2 separate regions of the Mus musculus genome follow, and region 1 is linked to region 2. The links are chromatin loops, found by intact Hi-C in ENCODE. Cell type or tissue: left cerebral cortex. All regions are shown on one strand. Links, peaks and the distances in the headings refer to the core of each region. The heading gives the core; the rest is flanking DNA.

What was found. Peaks named below come from ENCODE experiments on the same cell type or tissue, not always from the same donor. Only the 100,000 strongest peaks of a DNase experiment are listed, where the experiment ranks them.
Region 1: a loop joins it to region 2, with 2.8 times the contacts of the local background. A loop is called at or near these places in 2 of 42 quality-filtered maps.

Annotation. Positions count from the first base shown.
Region 1 is chr9:60,085,244-60,095,281 of GRCm38, forward strand. The region is part of intron 7 of Thsd4 (thrombospondin, type I, domain containing 4); the gene reads right to left. Among named protein-coding and RNA genes, the nearest start is that of Gm7616, 140 kb to the left of the region's middle. In left cerebral cortex, for the core only: a CTCF peak has its summit at 3,058 (motif pointing left); DNase peaks (open chromatin) are centred at 3,031, 4,333, 4,844 and 6,671.
Region 2 is chr9:60,232,832-60,242,869 of GRCm38, forward strand. All of the region lies in intron 7 of Thsd4 (thrombospondin, type I, domain containing 4), which reads right to left. Among named protein-coding and RNA genes, the nearest start is that of 2010001M07Rik, 96 kb to the right of the region's middle. In left cerebral cortex, for the core only: a CTCF peak has its summit at 5,051; a DNase peak (open chromatin) is centred at 5,018.

The sequences.
Region 1 (10,038 bases), core at 1,252-9,251, 150 kb before region 2:
GTTTGTAGAGTTGCCATGCAACTACAAGAGCTGAGGGTTACGATGGGTTCTGAGTTCAATCCCCAGCAATCACTAAACAATCAGGAAGCTGGGTGTGATGTTATCTAATCCCAGTACTGGGGAGGTGGAGAAGGAGGTTCCTTGGGCTTCACTGGCCAGTCAGCCTGGCTGAATCAACAAACCCCCAAGATACTTGGTCTCAACAGAGGTACTTCAAACATTCTCTATAATTAACAGCAATAGGATATACAATAAAATGTCCCTCTAAAAAACAGCAGAAACTATGATGTGTTTAGGATGCTAGCTCATGTACAATAAATATCTTCCTGGGACACAGCACAAAAGTCCTCTCATAGGACATAAAGATCCAAGTAAAGAGATTTGCCACAATTAAAGACGGGCCGATTACTGGATTTGTCCAGTAAGGAGTCCTCCAGACCTCCTTCAGGAAGCCCCCCTCTCTCCTCTAGGTGCCTAGGGACCGTGTCTGTGCCACCCTAAGTCCATGCCCTTCTTTCCCCTAACTCTGTCCTCTGTCATTCTCTTTCCCTGTCCTGACTGTGAGCTCCTTGCAGGCAGACAGTGATTCTTTCTCACCTTGTATGTCAAGCTTCTTGCTTGGGAACACAGTTAACTAATGCTCACTGCATGCATGAATAAAAGACAGGGGTTCATAGGTCCATGTTCCTGCTTACAGGATACCCATCAAGTAAACACAAGGCTATTTTCATCCAAGAGTACTGAATATGGTAATAAAAATAAGCAAGACAAAGATCCGAGGATTAGGGATTTCTCATAGAACCCCTGGTCTCTGGTCCCCAGTGCTGTCCTGCAGGTTTCTCCCATCATTTGGTTGTGACATTTTAAACAGACACCATCTTTCATCTCTACATGATACTTTCTATTTCCCTCTCTCTCACCCCTACGTGGTACTTCCTACTTTCCCCAAGATGATCTTTCTTTCTGAGCTTCAGCCTATTGAACTCTCATCTATAGACAGACTCATCAAAGGTGTTTGCTGGCCATTAGAAAAGGATTTTCATTCTGGCAATCCAGAGACACCATAAAAAGCCACTCTGCCCGGATCCCATCACAGCCATTGGGACTCTGCTTCCTTCAGAGGTTTCCTGCTACTCTCTAGTAATTTTGGCACATGCCTGCCTCTACATACAAGGCGGGCAGCATCTCTGCAAAGGACTTAAAGAGTAACTTCACAATGCCGTATTTGAGTTCTTGGCCTGTGATGGCAATCCATGGCCTTTGTTTAGACTGAAGCAGGAAAGTCAGACCAGACTTCTGTTTGAACAAGGCACCACAAAAAAGAAGATAGGTGTAAAATACCAAGGATTCCCACATTGACACCAAATGCACCCCAAGCAAATATTACAGTTGAGCATGCACTAAATGCCTTCCGTATTTGACTGCTTTCATGAAGAGCCAAGGCTGCCCCTCTGCAGCAACTCAACACTGACCGTTTTACTGGATGTCTCATGTTCACCAAAGTAGCACTTTGAAATGTTTTGTTCCAAGATATAAATGTAGGTGTTTGCACACCGAGAAGAGCTAATTAAAAACATATTTTCTTCTTTTAAAATTAAAACATGATCACACACATCCTCCTTCTCTTTCCTTCCACCAGCTCCTCCCATGATCCCATGACCTCCCCTACCCCATACTCCCTCTCAAGTTTCTGGCTTCTTTTCCTTAATTATTACATACACATATACAAATACAGCCCCCTGAGTCTATTTAATGTTGCTGGTATGGCTATGATTTCAGGGCTGGATACTTGTTACCCAGTTACCAATGGGGGCTCATCCCTGGGGAAAGCCACTTCTATTCGCAGCATCCTTAGTTGCCTGTAGTTTCTCGTCTAGGGGCAGGGTCCTATGAGATGTCCCCCTCTCATGTTATTATGTCTATCAGTATTGTCCGTGTTCAGGTCTTGTTTGGGTGCATATATGTGTGCACTCACGTAAACACACACACACACACACACACACACACACACACACACACACACACAGAGTCTAGCCTTTCTTCTGGTTGTAGCTGAGTTTCCAAAGAAAGATGGAGCTGAAGAGATGGCCCAGTGGTTAAGTGGTCAAGAGCAGTTGTTGCTACTGCAGAGGATCTAAGTTTGGTTCCCATCACCCACATAACAATTTACAACCATCTGTGTGCACTTGTGTGTATGTGTATGTCTATGTATGTACACACATACACAACACACACACACATACACACACACACACTGTGCTGATGTGGCATACTGTGGTATGGTGCTTCGTACTCCCGGAGGACTGAAGACAGAGAGTTACAGCTAAGTTCTTGCTCAGAGCCTGGCATCAGTGGCAGGAAGCTGGTCTCCTAAAATTCCTGCCCCATTCTCAGGGGAGTCTAATGGCATCTTGGTGAAGGTATAAGAAAGCCCTGGCACTTGGCATCACTGGGCCCCTCTGAAAGGCCAACTTGGCTCCTAGATTCCAGGAGTATCAGCTGAGGTCTCTGTTGTGCCTTCCCCATGCCCAGTGGGTTGTCCCTGGCATTCCTTCTCTCGAAAGATGCCCAAACACATGCAGCCTCAAAGCCTGTTTCCTATGGGACCCAATTCATGACACCTGTCTGGTCTTCAAGTGTTTCACCATTATAGAACTTGATTTCCTGCTTATTTCTTAAAGACCTGGGGTAGAACACAGTTGTCTTTAAAATTTTATAGCTTCTTCTTATTTCTGCCTTCCGAAGTATTCCAGAAGTCCCCTGTCAATCATATCACATGGTTCAGGTCAAGACCTTACTTAGGGGGAAACATGTAAATGAAATCCCTGGGAAATGAGACTCAAATAAAACATTTAAAATTACATAGAACTTTCCATTGCAGAGTCAGGAAGGATTTCCTGGAGGGGTCGGCAGAGTCGGGAATGGACAAGTCAAATGTGGCTTTCAATGTGAAGAAACTACAGATTTAGGATAAAATAGTTTTTCTCTCCTCAAATCCATGTAAAGTACACAGGGCACAGCACAGCCGCATAGGCAGCCAATGAGCTGCTGGCAACATCGCCCCCTGGTGTTCATCTGGTGGTAGCCTCTCTTTTCTTTTTTCCATGCTCCACTATGTACATTTGATTCTTTGTGTGTGTGTGTGTGTGTGTGTGTGTGTGCACATGTGCATGTGAATGTCTTGTTTTGTTTTTTAAATTAATTATTTTATTTGTTGACGTTTCTCTTCCATCATTTTTCTTCCATTTTGTTTTCCTTGTAATGATTCCTTTCAGTGTTCCCAGATTCTCTTAAGACAAGGTGTCATTTTGTCATTCTTCCACTTAAGATCATTCAGAGACTTCTGATGACCCAGACAGTGGCAAACAGGCACCATTGCACTATCCGACCACACTTGTACATCTGCTCCACTATACAGTCTGTGTGGCCCAAGGGACTGTCCAACCACACCCACGAGTCCACATCTCATACTGTCTGGGCGGCCCGAGGTACTGTCTAACCATGCTCTCATGCATGTTCCTCTGTTCTCATACAGTCTGGCAGGCTCTGTCTTAGTTTATTTATTTATTTATTTTTTTATCATTCCATATCTTCTCAGTTCACTGCAGGCCCCACCAACCTCACTGCCTCTCAGTTTAATTCCATATCTGACCCTTCTCTGAGCCCTCACTTCCGGCGTTTTCCTCCATTGTGTAACCAAAGGTGTCCCTAAAGGCCTAATCTTTCTTCTGGTCATAAGTGAGTTTCCAAAAAAAGTTGGGGCTGAAGATATGGCCCAGTGGTTAAGAAGAGTTGTTGCTACTGCAGAGGGCCTGGGTTTGGTCCCCAGCACCCACATGGCATTCACAACCATCTGTAACTCCAATTCCAGGAGATCCAGCGCCCATTTCTGACTTTCTTGGGCACCAGGCATGCATGTAGTACATATCTATGCATTCGGGCAAATCACTCAGACACATAAAACAAAATAAAGCAATCTGAAAACAGATGCTAAAAAAGGCTCACTTGGAGCTCTTCATTAGAATTTCCTGAAAATGTTGCTGTTCTGGGGCCTCCGTTGTCCTTAACTATTTTATACCATTAAGATTGATAAAATTATGAAAGTAAAATAGAATGGAGAGAGAGAGAGCGAGAGAGCAAGAGGGAGTGAAAGAGATTTAAAATATGTTAGGAAGAAAAAGCTTTCACCCATGAATAACGCATAAGACCAATGCTGCACTGGGGTGAGGTAAGGAGACATGGATCTGTCTAAAGGAGTCAACTGGCTTCCAGATTCAAGGCATCGATGCCTCTGAGTTATTTTTACTGGTAGAGACTCCAGTTTGTGAGTAACATGTGAGCCAGGATCAGCAGTCAATGGTTCACAAACTCTTGAAACAGCCTCCAGTAGAAAAAGGTTTAATTAAGCCTGACAGAAACTATCTCGCAGCTTTTATAAGTAATTGCTTTTGCTCAAAATAGGAATGACTCATAAACTGCATGATTTCAGAAATGATGAATCAATAAAAGTGTTTATAGAAATAGCCTTCTGATGAATTCCTTCAGACTAAAATCTGTGGGACATGTGATAAAGTGCGATTTCTACCATCAATTAGGAAGACTCCGAAATCAAACCCAGCTTTCCGGATAACCGATCCCAGATTCTGGAAGTGGGAAGGACTTCGAAGCAGCCTCTCCAAGGTCAACCACGTCACACCTCCGACCCTTACTCTTGAGATGGTCAGCTTCATTTCCAGCCATGCTAATAATAGCCAAGGGAGAATCTGACCATAACATATCAAGGTCATTACGGACGCTTGAGAAATCAAGCAGCCTGGTGATGGGAGGTGGCACAACTTCTTGTCCTGCCTGAATGCTCAACCACAAAGAGAAAGCATCAGCAGTCACAGCGAGGCAGGAGCTAACACGGGAGTACGAGCCACAAAGAGCACAGGACATATTTGTTTGCTATGTGGTACTTTGTTCACCGTAAATGCCTCTTGAGCTTCCATCAGAATCTAAAGCATGTTTTCGTGTGTATTTGCTGCGTGTGTGCATGAAAATACAGGTTTGCACACTGCCTGGCTCCTGGCTGCTACTTAGAAGAGAACCTTGGATGTTGATCTTTGCTTCCCACCTCGTTGGAGACAAGGTCTTTTGTTTACAGCTGCATATACCAGGCTAGCTGGCCTGTGAGTTTTGGGGGACGCTCCTACCTCTGCCTCCTACCTCACCATAGGTATGCTGGGTGATTATACCACATCTAGCTTTGCCCAGCCTCTGGGGGTTTGAATTCTTGTCCTCATGCTTGTATATCAAGCACTTTATCTATGGAGTCGTCTCCTCCATCCTAAAGGACCTTCCAAGCCATCAACAGATGTACGACTATTTTTGTACCAGTCGTAGTATATAAAGACAATCCCTGTATCACAGCTTACATAGCACTGAACTAACCAGAATGTCAGTTAACAGCACACGGACAGTGCATGTGTATAAAATTACTGGGATATTGGAATTTTCTGGTTTTGTACCTCCATATGCTTTGCAAACAAACAAACAGACAAACAAACAAACCACTAAGTACCTAAAATAAAGTTTGCATGACATAGCTCTTCTGGTCTAAGAAAAAAAAAATACATCCTGACAGTGATTTCTACAGTATTTTTTACTTATGATGTTTTATTGATGCTTCAAATGTTCACAGTTTAGAGCATTAAGGGTTTCGAACATTTGGGTTTGGCCATTTCTGTCTGGATTAACAACTACTTATGAAAGTTCTCCCTGGAATGGGAGAGTGTCTGTGTTGTTAGTTTGTGCACCCTGTCTGGGACCACACATGTGAAGTCCTAAAGTACTGAGCTAGAGGCTGTGGAAATGTTAAGTCATTTTAATTATCAAGCAGGACCAAAAATTTGCAGCGGTCGAGTGTGACCACAACTTCAGTCATTCAACAGGAAGCATGTATGGCTTTAGAGCAGGCTGCTGGAGGAGAATCATGAGTTGCTTCAGACACAATTCTTCTGTCCCCTCTGTCTTCTCTGAGGCTGGGGACTCGGCTTGTCTCCCTGGTGCTGAATCCTGCTTTCAAGCTTTCTGGATGTGAACACTAGTCTGGCTGAATTTGGAAAATATGTAATGACATAGAAAAGTATTAAAATGTTATATTGAAGTGTTCACTAAATTAGTTAATGCTTACATTTGCTTAGCTTAAATGATCTATTTATTTTACATTTATGTATGTATGTTTGTGTGTGTGTGCATGCACATATGTATGCCACTGTGTTCACATGGAGGTCAGAGGACAACTTTTGGGAACTGGTTTTCTCCTTATGATGTGGGCCTTGAGGCTTGAACTCAGGTCAGCCAGCTTAGCAGCAAGCACTGTCACCCGCTGGGTCAGCTCACCATCCCCAAGGCATTTTCCTTTTTAAGGAAACACTGCAGCACTAATGCTGAACCTTTGTATCCTTCTCCAGGGCTTCCTGCTCCCCAGAGGCAGCTCGGGAAGCTGAGGTAAATATCTGTGCTCTCGAATGTACGTTTTGTATTTTACTTAAAGTTTACATGATGGAGACTACATAATTGCATAGAGAGCGAGGATTCGCTGTATCTCTCATAGCTTTCTTCCCCTTGCGTTGCTTGGGGATCTATCCATGCCCACACATGAGCATCTGCTCTCTTCCTAACTGCAGTGATGTGAAGTGTGTGTATTCGTGTTGTGATCACAGATGGGTGTCCTGAAAGGTATAGCTAAAAGCAAGATTGCTTGTTATTAGTGTGTGTAGGCTTTCATTTTATCAGTATGCTCACTGTCTTTAAGCTTTGCCTACCAGCTCACACAGTTTCTACATCTAAATAAGTCCTTTTTTCAACCTACCCAGGGTAGGATAGCTGGGATAGCTAAGCACCATAGTTTTCTTCAGAAGGCTGCACTGGATGTGTGTGGCTCTTAGATCCTTTCATGACTGAGCCTGCTTCCAGGCTCTGGGCTAGACCTCTGGATGGACAATACAGACCCTTGTTGCTCAGAGGTGTGTGTTGATTATGTGGGGTCTCTGGACATTGACTGGTGCCAGCTGGGTAGGAATTGGTAAATGGCTCCTTTGAGGAAAAAGACAAACAGAAATAAAGAAATTCCAGTGCTAACCGGGAAACCGTTGCCATAATTCAATTTTGTTTTACATAACCTTGTTCCCCAAATGTTAGTAATTTAGCCCCATGAGCTGGTGTTATTAAATAGTCACCAAATGTTGCAGAGACAGCTCAGAGAAACTCACGAACAAACTATTTTATGACCATTGTTTCACCTCGAGGGTGGCTCTCTGCATTCTGTTCCAGGTTCCTAGGGCCCTGAGGGGATAACATCTGTATTTTTAAAGACCAGCTTTATACCACACCTGTGTATCAATTCTCCCGCTCCACTTTGGCTGCACATCTGGTTTCCGGGGCACCACTGGGCACTGAAAACAGAAGCTTGACCGCTCTGCTGCTCCTCACCCCATTTTAAGTGATGCTAATTGAGTTCTGGGAAGGTTTTAAATGTGGAATTCTTAGAGAGAAAGGAGATGAAAGGAAATGAAAGGGGGGGGGGAGAAGAAAAGGAGCAGGCAGTAAGAAATTGTGCCCAAAACAGAAGTTGCAGCTAAGCGATGGTGGAGACACTTCAAACAAGTGAGCTCAGAAAAATGAGTACATTTCCGTTTCATGGGCTTGCCTCAATTTACTTCTGGATGGCATCTGATTTCACTTAGAAGATAGAAGATTGCAATTAAATGTTCAAAAAACAAAACAAAACAAAAAAAGCCAACGGGAGGAGAGAAGGCTGTGGAATTAGCTCACGATGGCAGATCTGGCAACAGAAATCGCTAGCTACTGCCGTGTGCCACAATAACACACGACTTGGTGTGACTAAGTAACAAATCAGTGTCTAGTAATCAGAAGCGATTACAGACTGGCTAGTACCAGGTGACGGGCAGTTACTTAATTAATGGGTAATTCCTTTCTAGTTTTCCAAGCCCCTGATATAGCCTGGGTTACTGTGAACAGTAGGCTGGGTAAAATAAAGTAGACAAGGCTCTAAAGGGCTCTGCCAGAGGCTCTAGTTTGGAGAGATTCCCTGTAGAGAATAAGGTGAATCAGTCATGGGTGCTTGGCACACAGGACCACCCGTCCATACTCCTTGCCTACTGCAGGAATCCCATCTGTCCTTCCTAATGAGGATTTGCAGCAGCTTCTAGAACATTCGCTGCGAGGCAAGCTCTTTGCATCTGGAGGCAATTCTATTTTCTAAAAAAAAAAAAAATCTCCTTCAGGTGGACTGAATGCCTTTCATTACTTCAACCCATTAGACAAGTTCTCTCCCCGATAGTCATAGAAAGCAGGTAGACACTTGTTTTCTAAAGCATCACAGATGCAATGTTGCCTGCTTCTGCCAATCTCCTCCAACCTGCTGCAGGGTAAGTGGTCTTTTTTCCTTCTGAACGCTATTTTTCCAAAAGTGGAGTTGGAGTTTATTTAAAAAGGATTCTTAACATAGATGTAAGGATGAAGATTAATAAAATGAAAGCCACTCAGAGAAAGAAAGAAAGAAAGAAAGAAAGAGAGAGAGAGAGAGAGAGAAGAAGGAAGAAGAGGAGGAGGAGAAGGAGGAGGAGGAGGAGGAGGGAAGGAAGAAAAGACCCATTTAATCGTGGGTGTGGGTTTCTTGGGGGAGTCACCTCAACAGTGCTCATCTAAACCAATGGTCCTGGCCACCCTCCTGTGATTTTGTTCAAGTTTAGCACAGTCCACCTTAAAATAAGTTTCCAAGACAGAATACAGTATGGATGGACCAGACAAACAAGGGAGAATGATTGATCAGGACTCCCGTTTCTGTGAATGTAATACAAAGCTGCCTTTCCCTTTAAACATTTCCATGGTGCTACTGGCCTCTCTCTGAAGGTCAGCTCAGATCTGCAGGCCAGTGTGAGATGAGCTTCATTGTTCTAGACCTAAAAAGAAAGCACGGTGAAGCTGAGGTCTCTGGAGCTCTCAACTTGGAACCATTTTCTGTTTTGAAGCTGTTGACATCTGTCCAGCTCTCTTCTTCCAGTACCTCAAGGAGCTACTATATTTACACTGTACATCTATTCAGGGTAAGAATTAATCCTCTTTAATCCATTTAATCCTCAGAGCAGCTCACTGGCTCTGTGAAGTCCCAATGTTCATCCTGTTACAAGCACTTTGACCTTAAGCCCAGGCTTTCCCACACTACAAACATGCCTTTTACCCTGACCCTCTGTCCTGCTTCCCTGATTATCTGTGGGCCAACAAGGTATCAAAGCTGAGGGGTGACCCAGGTAGCCAAGTATTTGCTGCATAAGCAGGAGAGCTCAGGTTTGTATCCCCAACGCCCATTGAAAAGCCAGGTACAGCACTACATTGTGTAATACAGATCCAGGTAGAGCTCTGGAGGTCGGTGTCCAGTCCAGTAGGCCTAGCCAAATCCCAGAGCCCACGGTCACTGAAAACCTTGGTTCAAAACGTAACGTGGAGAAGGATTAGGGAAACACACTATCAACCTCTGTCCTCCATGTGCACACAGACACACAACAGCAGGTATACAGACATGTCCATAGGCACACACACACACAGACAGATAGACATATACACATAGGCACACACATACATGGACACAAAGATATACACACAGACACAAAGACAGACAAAGACAGACAGACCGACAGACAGACACATAGGTGTGTATGCTCGCGCGCACACTCACACATACCAACAGGCATACAGACATACACACAGACACAGACAGACAAATACATACAGAGACACACACCAACAAGCATACAGATATATACACACAGACATGCCCATAGGCACACCGACATACCCAAAGGCACACACATATATACTCTCTCTCTCTCTCTCTCTCTCTCTCTCTCTCTCTCTCTCTCTCACACACACACACACACACACACACCAACAGGCATGCAGGCACAGACACATACCAACAGGCACATGCATATACACACAAGACATAAACTATCTAGAACCCTTTTTCACACG
Region 2 (10,038 bases), core at 855-8,854:
GATGGGACATGACTTAGAATCAACACCGAAAGCAAGCTCTAGGCATGTCTGTGATGGAGTTTCTAGACTGGGTCAACTGAGGTGGGAAGACCCACACTACATGTGGGCAGCACCATCCCCTAGGCTAGAACATAAAGGGACACCATGAGACTACCTGTCTCAAGCTCTCCATACCATGCTTTCGCTGCCACTGTAACTATGAGCAGAAATACATCTGTCCTTCCTTAAGTTGCTTTGCCCAGTATTTTGTCATAACAAAAGGAATAGATACTGATAAAATGGACCTAGCTGAAGAGATGAGCTGCGGCACACACCTTTAATCCCAGCACTCGGGAGGCAGAGGCAGGCAGATCTCTGAGTTCAAGGCCAGCCTGGTCTACAGAGTGAGTTCCAGGACAGCCAGGGCTATACAGAGTAACCCTGTCTCGGAAAAAAAAAAAAAAAAAAAACCAACAACAACAACAAAAAAAGACAGAGGCTCCTCCCATCTAGGAAGCAAGTGACCTACAGGAAAGCTGGGTGCTACCTCCCCATGCTCTCCTCCAAAGCAGCACATCACTGAAACACAAGACACCGTCCCTAGGTCTAAATGATAAGCCCCTTACTGTGATGCCGGAATGGCTAGTTTTATGTCAACTCAATACAAGCTAGAGTTATCTGAAAGGAAGGAACCTCAGTGGAGAGAATGCCTCCAGAAGATGTAGCTGTAAGGCATTTTCTTCATTAGTGATTGGTGAGGTAGGGGGCTCAGCCCAGTCCATTGGCAAGGTGTCATCAGTGGACTGCTGGTCTTAGGTTCTATAAGGAAGCAAGCTGAGAAAACCATGGGGAACAAGCCAGTAAGCAGCTCTCCTCCATGGCCACCACTTCAGTCCCTGCCTGCAGGTTCCTGTCTTGTTTGAGTTCCTGTCCTGACTTCCTTCCATACATGGTGTTTAGTAGCAGCATTAGAAATGCTAGCTCCACAGAGGTTCATACAGCTTGCACCTTTGCTTCCGTGGTGCTGCTGGTGAACACGTTCCTCCCTCCAGCAGCCAAGGCTTCAGTTAGAGCTTTCTCCTCTCCCAGTACACAGCCTCCCCAGCAAGCTCACCCAGGGAACAGAAGTGGAAAAGCTTTGTGTGGGTAAAGAGAAGACACCTTACCACGGAGGGTCCAAAGGGGTCTGGCTTGAAAGAGAACACACACCTCTCTTCTCTGTCCCTTTAAGTGAGTTTTGGGGAACTTAGTTATTCCAACGGACTAAGTCTTAGCAATGGATTTGAATTTATTTGGTTGTTCTCTGGCATGAACTGAGTGCCAAGGATTGCTGATCAGAGAGAGAGACAGAGACAGAGACAGAGACAGAGACAGAGACATGTGGAGAAAGCCTTCATTTTAATTTCCAATCACCTTCCGGGCCACTCCAAACGAATTTTAACAGCCGAGCTTTTCCTGGGACATTTTTCCTTTGAACTCCCAGACTTCCCTTTACTGCCGTTGCTGTAATATGAACCAGATTTCTTTCCCTCCCTCTTGTTTGCTTAAAAGGCGTTAACTATAAATTAGAGTGTCTGAAGAGCGAGGTGTCACTCGTGGGGCCTGGGCTCCTCAGGCCCTGGAGCCTCATGGCTGGGAGGGAGGCCAGGCTGCCCCTCTCTTTGGCAGCCAGGCTCCCAGACCCAGGCCAGGGCTGATCTCACCCTCCCTTTCAAAGCTATCCAGTTACATCAACATACTCACTGCCTTGTTTGAATTGAGCATTAAACCATATTCCTCTTTCTTTTTTTCTTCAAACTCCTGTCCTAGAGGAGCAGAAAGGAGAGTTTTAAACACACACTTCTGCTGAGCTATTTTCCATGGGATGCCTTTGTTCTAATGAACCTTCACCCTGTATCTTTCATGGTGTGTGTGTGTGTGTGGTATGTTCACATGTGTTCAGGGGCACATGCCCATACATATGTGGGAGGACAGAGAACACTGGATGCCATGGTCTGCTAGGTTTTTCCTTGAGTCAGGGTTTCACATGGAACCTTGAGCTAGGTTAGTGGGCCAAGAAGCCCAGCAATCTTCCCATCTCCACTCCCAACAGTGCTGCGGTTCCTGGTATATTCTTGGCCACGCCTGGCTTTTCCCCATGAGTGCTACAGGTCTGAACTCAGGACTTTGTACTTGCACAGTACAGCAAGTGTTCTGACTTGCTCAGCCCCTGTCCTAACCCTGGTGTTAATTATTAAAATGTGTGTATCCATTAAGAGTCTGATGGGAGCAACTGCCTCAATTGCATGCACTTCCCTCTTTCTGGATCAGGAAAGCAGTCATCCACATACAGACCACCATGGCTTAGCTGTTTTTATGGTACCCAGACTCATAGCTGTCCCTCAGTTCAAACTGTAGAAAACAGTCACTGAGTAGCAAGGATGTTCAGTGGGTGTGAGTGGGGAGGCAGAAAGCAGAGAAAACTCTGGTGTCTTTTCTTTCTTTTTAAAGTTTATCTTATTATTTTATATGTGGATGTTTTACCTGCATGTATGTGTATGTACCACATACATGCCTGGTACTCAAAGAAAACAGAAGAGGGTATCAGATGCCCCTAGTCCTGGCTGCCATGTGGGTGCTGGTAGTTGATTTTAGGTCCACTAGAAGAGCAGGCAGTGCTCTTAACCTCAAAACCATCTTTGCAGCCCCTCCAGTATCTTTTCTTAAAAGAACATTTAACCTAAATAGCTTGCTCAGGGCTTCCTATCAAAATACCATCCAATTGAAGAGCATCTTTGATGTATGAAATGCATCTTTTTGAGAGTAGAAGAAGGGGAGGCACAGGGATTCAGAGATTAAAAAAAGCAGAAGGAGAGATTGACGAGCAGGAAGAGGCAGGAGGGAAGACTGGAGACTGCCAGCCATCCACTGTGAACATACCTAGTTACAGAGACCATGGCTGAGAGAAATGAGGTAAGGGCAGAAGTGTTGCCTAAAGCCATGGGCATATTCCATAACACTATGGCCAACAAGAGCCTGCAGAAAAGAGTCAGGACTGACACCCTTTCTCTGTGATCCTAGTACCTTAAGGTTTCCCAGGATACACTGGCCCACACTCTGATTCCACCCAAGGAAACAGTCAGAGAGTGGAAAGGAAGGGACTTTTGAGCAGGAAGGAAGACCCCTGAGAGTGCAGGGTATCCAAGAGCACGAGTCAGCACGGAAGAGATCTGGAAGTCAGAAACTGACAACTGACTTAAAGAAGAAGTGGCCTCCCTGCCTCGTGCCCTTGTCTACATTACATCTGTCAGGTAGAGAAAGGGGGCTATGAGCGACTTAGCTCACTTATGAATATGTGCTAGCTCACGGACTCCAACATGTGGCTAAGTCCTACTTCTTACACTACATTCGGTGCAGGAATGACTGGTTCCATCTCAGATGTTCTGGGACCAGAAACTGCTTGTCTACACGGCAGCAAAGTTGGATGTGAACTGGAATGTTCTGGGCCCGGGCTCAGTGTGCTTCCTGATGGCCGCCTGTTCTGCTAGCCCCGGTTTTCACTGTGCAGGCACAGCTCTGCCGGGTGGAAATGAGAACAAGAATGGGTGTCTCGCTGCCTCCTGCAGAGCCCTGGCAGGGTAAGCTCCCCACCCCACCCCGTGCTTGTCTTCTACTCCAGCTGTTTGGTGGCACTTGAGGCCCTGCAGTGGTGACAGGCACACTATTCCCTTGAGTTTTCAGACACACTGCTGGATGTATTTGTCTCAAGTCCAAACTCTCCTTCCCTGTTTCTGCCTTTAATTTCATCTGAGTTTAATATCCGTATCTCCCTTAGGCTGCTCACTGCCATGATGGAGAACTGTCCACTGTCAGGGCCCCATCCCACTGTGGTACCACTTTGATGCTATGTGTAGCTTCTTTCTACTTTTAACCTTAAGTGAGTTTTTTTTTTTCCTGTCTGCAAAGGCTTTGATGAAATGTGTGGCAAGCTGACCACAGAATAAGGTAAAGACTGGCTACTGATATTTCTTTTTTTTCTCTTTCTTTCTTTCTTTCTTTCTTTCTTTCTTTCTTTCTTTCTTTCTTTCTTTTCTTCTTCTTCTTCTTCTTCTTCTTCTTCTTCTTCTTCTTCTTCTTCTTCCTCTCCCTCTTCCTCTTCCTCTTCCTCTTCCTCCTCCTCCTCCTCCTCCTCCTTCTCTTCTTCCTCCTCCTTCTCCTCCTCCTCCTCCTTCTCCTCTTCTTCCTCCTCCTCCTCCTTCTCCTCCTCCTCTTCTTCTTCCTCCTCCTCCTCTTCTTCTTCTTCCTCCTCCTCCTTTTCTTCTTCCTCCTCCTTCTCCTCCTCCTCTTCTTCTTCTTCCTCCTCCTCCTTCTCCTCTTCTTCCTCCTCCTTCTCCTTCTCCTCCTCCTCCTCCTCTCCTTCTCTTCCTCCTCCTCCTCCTCCTCCTCCTCCTCCTCCTCCTCCTCCTCCTTCTTTTGAGAGACAGGTTCTCAGGTATCCCAGGAAATCCCTGAACTCCTTATATAGTTGAGGATGACTGCGAACTCCAGATCCTCTTTGTAGCCAAGTGCTGAACCATTACCACCACATCCTGTTCATGGGACACCTAAGAATCCAGGGCTTTGTGCATGCTAGGTGGCCATTCTACCAACCGAGCTACATCACCAGCTGCCCCCATGGATCTTACATAAGCACGACTGTGTTCCATATACTCTCACCATCTAGACAGGGAAGTCCTAATATGGCAGTTCTCTTCTGTGGTGACCATGTCAGACTATGTGACAAATGGAAGAGAGTTCTCTGCGTGCCTTGCTAGTGCTGAGGCCTCCAGGAAGAATTGGCCGGTCTGTGTCCTTCTTTGCCTGCATGGCTGCAGGGAGGCAGAGGATGGAGTCTACACAGGCACTGGATGTGTTTACAGACAGTCCTCAGGTTTCACCACCTCTCCTTTGACCGAATCCGTTCACCCAGCCACACTTGAGAGCCACTAATTCTGAACTTTTCACCACCTTTATTGGAGAATTTGTGATTTCTTAGGCAGTTAAAAGGTTATCCATCCCTGTATGAGCTCCACTTGGTGTGCGGGCGCCATCTAGGTGTGAGTGAGGGTGTCTGCAAGGCTCTTCCATGGGCAAAGTCTTTCCTTCCTGTTTCTAGAACTCTCCATCCAGAGAAAGCAAGAAAGACCATGACTGACACCTCCATGGTTTGACTTTATCTAGCATGCAAGGTAACTGTGGTTTTCTGGTTTTGAAGAGTCTGTCATGTAAGGTTGGAAAAATAAGTTAATAAATCCAGTTGTTATTATGTCAAAAAAATTTTATGTGCACTAAAACCATTCCTTCCCTCAAATGATGCAAAAGTTCTACTGAAAGTTAAGGGTAGGTTGTTTCCTAAAAGGTTTGTGTCACTAAAATATCTGATTTTGTCTTGGGTGAAAGGCAAATCTATGGACCCCAGTCTTTCCAGATGTGTTGTCTACATTCTTAGAGTGGTGTATATTCTAGTTAGCTTAAACTGTCAACTTGATACAGCCTAGAGTCATCTGAGAAGGGAGCCTCAACTGAGAGATTTCCTATATCAGATTGACCTCTGGATTTATCTGAACCAAGGAAGGCTGTCTTGATTGACATGGGGTGGGGGTGGGGGCTATCCCACTGTGGGTGGCACCATTCCCTAGGCAGGTAGTTCTAAATAAGAGAGCTAGCCTATGAGTGAACTTTTTTTTCTTTTAAAATGGTTTTGCTTCAAGTTCATGCCCTGATTTCCCTCAGTGATGGACTGTGACCTGGAAGTGAAAGCCCAATAAATCCTTTCCTCCCTTAATTTGCTTTTGGCATGGTGTTTGTCAAAGCAAGAGACAAGAAAGTAAAATAGCGGGTCATATGACATAAGCCATTCTTATAAGGACCATGTGTAATCCTTGCTATTATTTGAGTTCAAGCAAGTGTAAGAAATAAAGTTAAACCATCTTAAGACTCTTTGGAGCAGGGCTAGAGAGATAGCTGTTTTTCCAGAAGACCTGAATTCAACTCCCAGCACCCACATGGGGGCCTATAACCATATATAGTAATGTTTTCAGGGTTATATATAATGATATATAAATATGTTAAATATGTTTCATAATTCAAGTTTCAGGGGATCTGAAACTCTTCTGTCACCGTGGCACCAGTCATGTATGGGGTACATAGACATATTTGCTAGTAAATATTCATGCACATAAATAAAAATAATAAATCATTTTTAAAAGACTCTTTGGAAGTGACACTACCTAAGTGTATAAACAACAGCCAACTACTCTTAGTCCCTAACAGAACCATGACAACGCCTTGTGGGTTCCAAACAAACAAACTCATGTCTGGCTAATAGGATGCAACTGCAGGTCTGGGGGGTAGAGGGATCAAGACAGCTGCTGTTGATCCTTGGAAAGACACTGTCCATGGACAGCAGTTATACCAGTGGTTCTCAACCTTCCTGACGCTGTGACTACAGTTCCTCATATTGTGGTGACCCCATCATAATATTATTTTTATTGCTACCTCCTAACTGCAATTTTGCTACTGTTATGAATTGTAATGCAAATATCTGTGTTTTCAGATAGTCTTAAAGGTGACCCTGTAAAAGGGTCAACCCCACAGGTTGAGAACCGCTGCTTAAAACCCTTCCTCCTGTCTGGTCCTGGGCTCAGTGGAATAGAATAGTCAGTGAGTGCTCATGAGACCATGTGGTCACACACTGCAAATGCAGGGTGAGACCCTTGAAATACCCTGAGCCCATGATGAGTTCCAAGGACATCTGTCAGCACAGGGCTATTCCTCTAGCGCTGCCTTTCACATGCAAAATGTTATTCCCCATTGGTAAAAAATACTCCAGTGCTTTTCTGTGCCTGGAGGGAGTCTTTTCTAACAGTTCAATTCACAGTTTGACATCTGTGGCTTTTTGCTCAACCAGTATTGCAATATGGGATTGTGGTAGTGTCCAAGGAACAGTGCTGTTCAAGGTAACTCCATCTCAAAGCCTTGGTGGCCTGATGGGGGCCAGCTCCAGGTAACAATGACTCTTGGGAAGGATGGGGTGGTGAGAGAAGTCTTATCAAGGGGGCTCCTTACTGAGTGTCTTAGTTAGGGTTTTACTGCTGTCAACAGACACCATGACCAAGGCAACTCTTATACGAACAAAAATTATTTGGGACTGGCTTACAGGTTCAGAGATTCAGTCCAGTATCATCAAGGCAGGAGCATGGCAGCATCCAAGCAGGCATGGTGCAGGAGGAACTGAGAGGTCTACATCTTCATCTGTAGGCCTCTAAGAGAAGACTGACTTCCAGGCAGCTAGGACCAGGGTATTAAAGCACACACCCACAGTGACACACCTATTCTAACAAGGCCACAGCTCCTAATAGTGCCACTCCCTGGCCCAAGCATATACAAACCATCACAGTGAGCATTTGGGAATTAGCTTATCAAGCAAGAGGGAAGGCTTCAGGAGACACCACTGTTCTCAGTTCCATGAGGATCTTCTTCTCCTTTGCTGATACGTTCCTAGGTTTCCATTCCAGGGTCCTTATCTCCAAGTCCTGGCTACCCTAGATGCCCTTGCGGGTGGTTGGTTAACAGACAGGCATAAGGTGAATGTTCTGTGACAGACAGGTTCCAAAGACACTTTCTCCATTTGATCAGAAGATGCTCCCGGTAGAAGGGGCTCTTCCTTTAGATAGACCACATGTCTTCCCAAGATGCTCCAGACCCACATCAGACATCCTAGAAACTGGCTGGAAGTGAGTTTGAGAATCTACACCAACAGCAGTGGAATGGACAGGTGAAGGCCAAGTTTATCCTCTGTGATACGGTAACTTGCTTTTATCTACTCTGGAACCAGCAGATGCCAGGACTGGGGAAGGTTCACAAATCTTGGTGTTCAAGCCCTTGGGTGGGATTTTCTGTACCTGCAGCCAGACCTATCAAGGCCCTCCAGCACAGTGGTTCTCAGCCCTCCTAACACTGTGACCCTTAACACAGTTCCTCATGACCTCCAACTATAAAGATATTTGCATTGCTACTTTGTAACTGTAATTTTGCTACTGTTATGACTCCCCAGGTAAACATCTCTTTTCTGGTGGTCTTGGGTGACCTATGGAAGAATCCCTTGACCCCCCAAATGGGTTGCAATCCACAGGTTGAGAACAGCTGATCTAGATGGAAGCAGAAACCGACATGGAAGAACAGAGAGATGCAGAGGAAGATGACCTGTCTTAAAAGCTAGGAGCCCTATGCCGTGAATGTGATGACAGCTCACTGGGACAGAATGACCCAGTCAGTGCAACAGAGGGACACCTGAAGACCATGGAGAAACTTCTAGAGACATGTTTAGACTTGCATTTCAGAAGACAGCACTGGCAAGTGTGTATAAGAAAGAGCAACCTAGGAGACAGGAAGGCCCAGGCAAGTCACCTGATTCTCTACACAGTGGTGATGAAGACTTAAAGAGGGGGCACAAAGTTGCTAAGGAATATGTTCCCTTGGGGCCTCATCACTGTGTTCCAGGGGATGATGGAAGGAAGAATCTAGGCCGACGTTCATATATCAGGCCTGGCTGACTGGTGGTGTTCATGAAGACAGATAAACAGGGAGGGGAAGGGGAAGGGGGGAGGGGAAGGGGAAGGGGGGAGAGAGAGGGGGAGGGGAGAGGGGAAGGGAGAGAAGCATTGCTGATGGCCTATTGTCTTCTGGGGAGTGTGTGGGTAATGAAAGGAGTAAGCTCAGTGTTGACTACCCCAAGGCTTCAGGTTCCCATTGGACAGCTGGGTGGAGCTATTCTGCATGCTGTTGCTATGAGGGTAAGGTGTGGGCATGTTATGAAGCAAGGGAAAATATATCCCGTCGTTAATGCTTTGATGTACAAAGAAAATACTGGGAGTCCAGGCCCCTCAGGGGTAAGCTTTGACTCCTATGTTATCCTGCAAGCGCCTTCAGCCAAGACAATGTACCTATAGACTTGGGTACCCCGTTGTTCACTTGCACCTGCTATTTAGGACTGACCAGGAGGATCATCTAAAACCACAGAAAACCACCTGCCAATGGAGTTGATGGCATCAAAATGTGGTCTCTGGACACACATAGAGGTGACACACCTGTGCTGGATGGTTGTAGGGATATCCGGGTACACCTGGTAAGAAATGAACAGGTTGTATGAGGCTAGCTAGGTAAGTCCTGCTGCTTCCCAAGGCAGCCTTGTGTCAGTCAAACCTGTCTTCTGTGTAAAGACTGTGTGCTGACTCACTGTGGGGACAGTGGAGGATCAAAGATGAATAGGACAAGCTTGCTTCTAGGGCTAACGTGTTTCTGGGCATCCACGGGGAAGCAGACATGTGAATTTAAAAGAGCAATAGCGAATGGCAGGTATAAGGAGGCACGGTGGTGCACACCTATTACCTGACACTCCAGAAGTAGAAGCTAGAGGATCAGGAGTTCAAGGCCAGCCTGGGCTACCTAGTGAGAGCTTGTCTCCAGAAGAAATAGGAAGGGGAAGGAGGCCTCTTGTCAAGATCAGAAACTGAAGAGCAGGTTCAAGGTGAGAAGTAAATATAAGGAACTAGGCTTTGGTGGCAGAGGCCGAGGAGGCGCTCCGAGCCAGTGTGCAGAAGTGTATTGTAGAGTTTGGAGCCCAGGTGAGAAGTCCCATTGCAGAGGACACATGGATTCTTTTGCTATGGTCCCGTTCTGGATTTTCAAGTTTTCCTTTGAATTCTTCAGAACTTCGTACTTACAGGATCTTAGAAGCAGAGGGATATTGGGGTGTTGCAGATCCCAATTAACCCTACTCAAATCGACCCCTGTGGTGGTGGTGGTGGCACTCCTAGATACCCACCCCAATGTTCTGGGTTCCTGAATGAAAGACACCCATGCATACAAGCAGCCTTTATATTCTAATATGCCTTAAATAGCTCAATGGCTGGGCCTAACTTCTACGTGAAGACAGAGGTGGGTCTTTAAGAGTCCCAGGCAATTTTGGGGACCAAATTATACAACACAAGCAGCATTAGGCCAAATCCATAACATAGGGGTGATCCTGTCCAAGCTTGT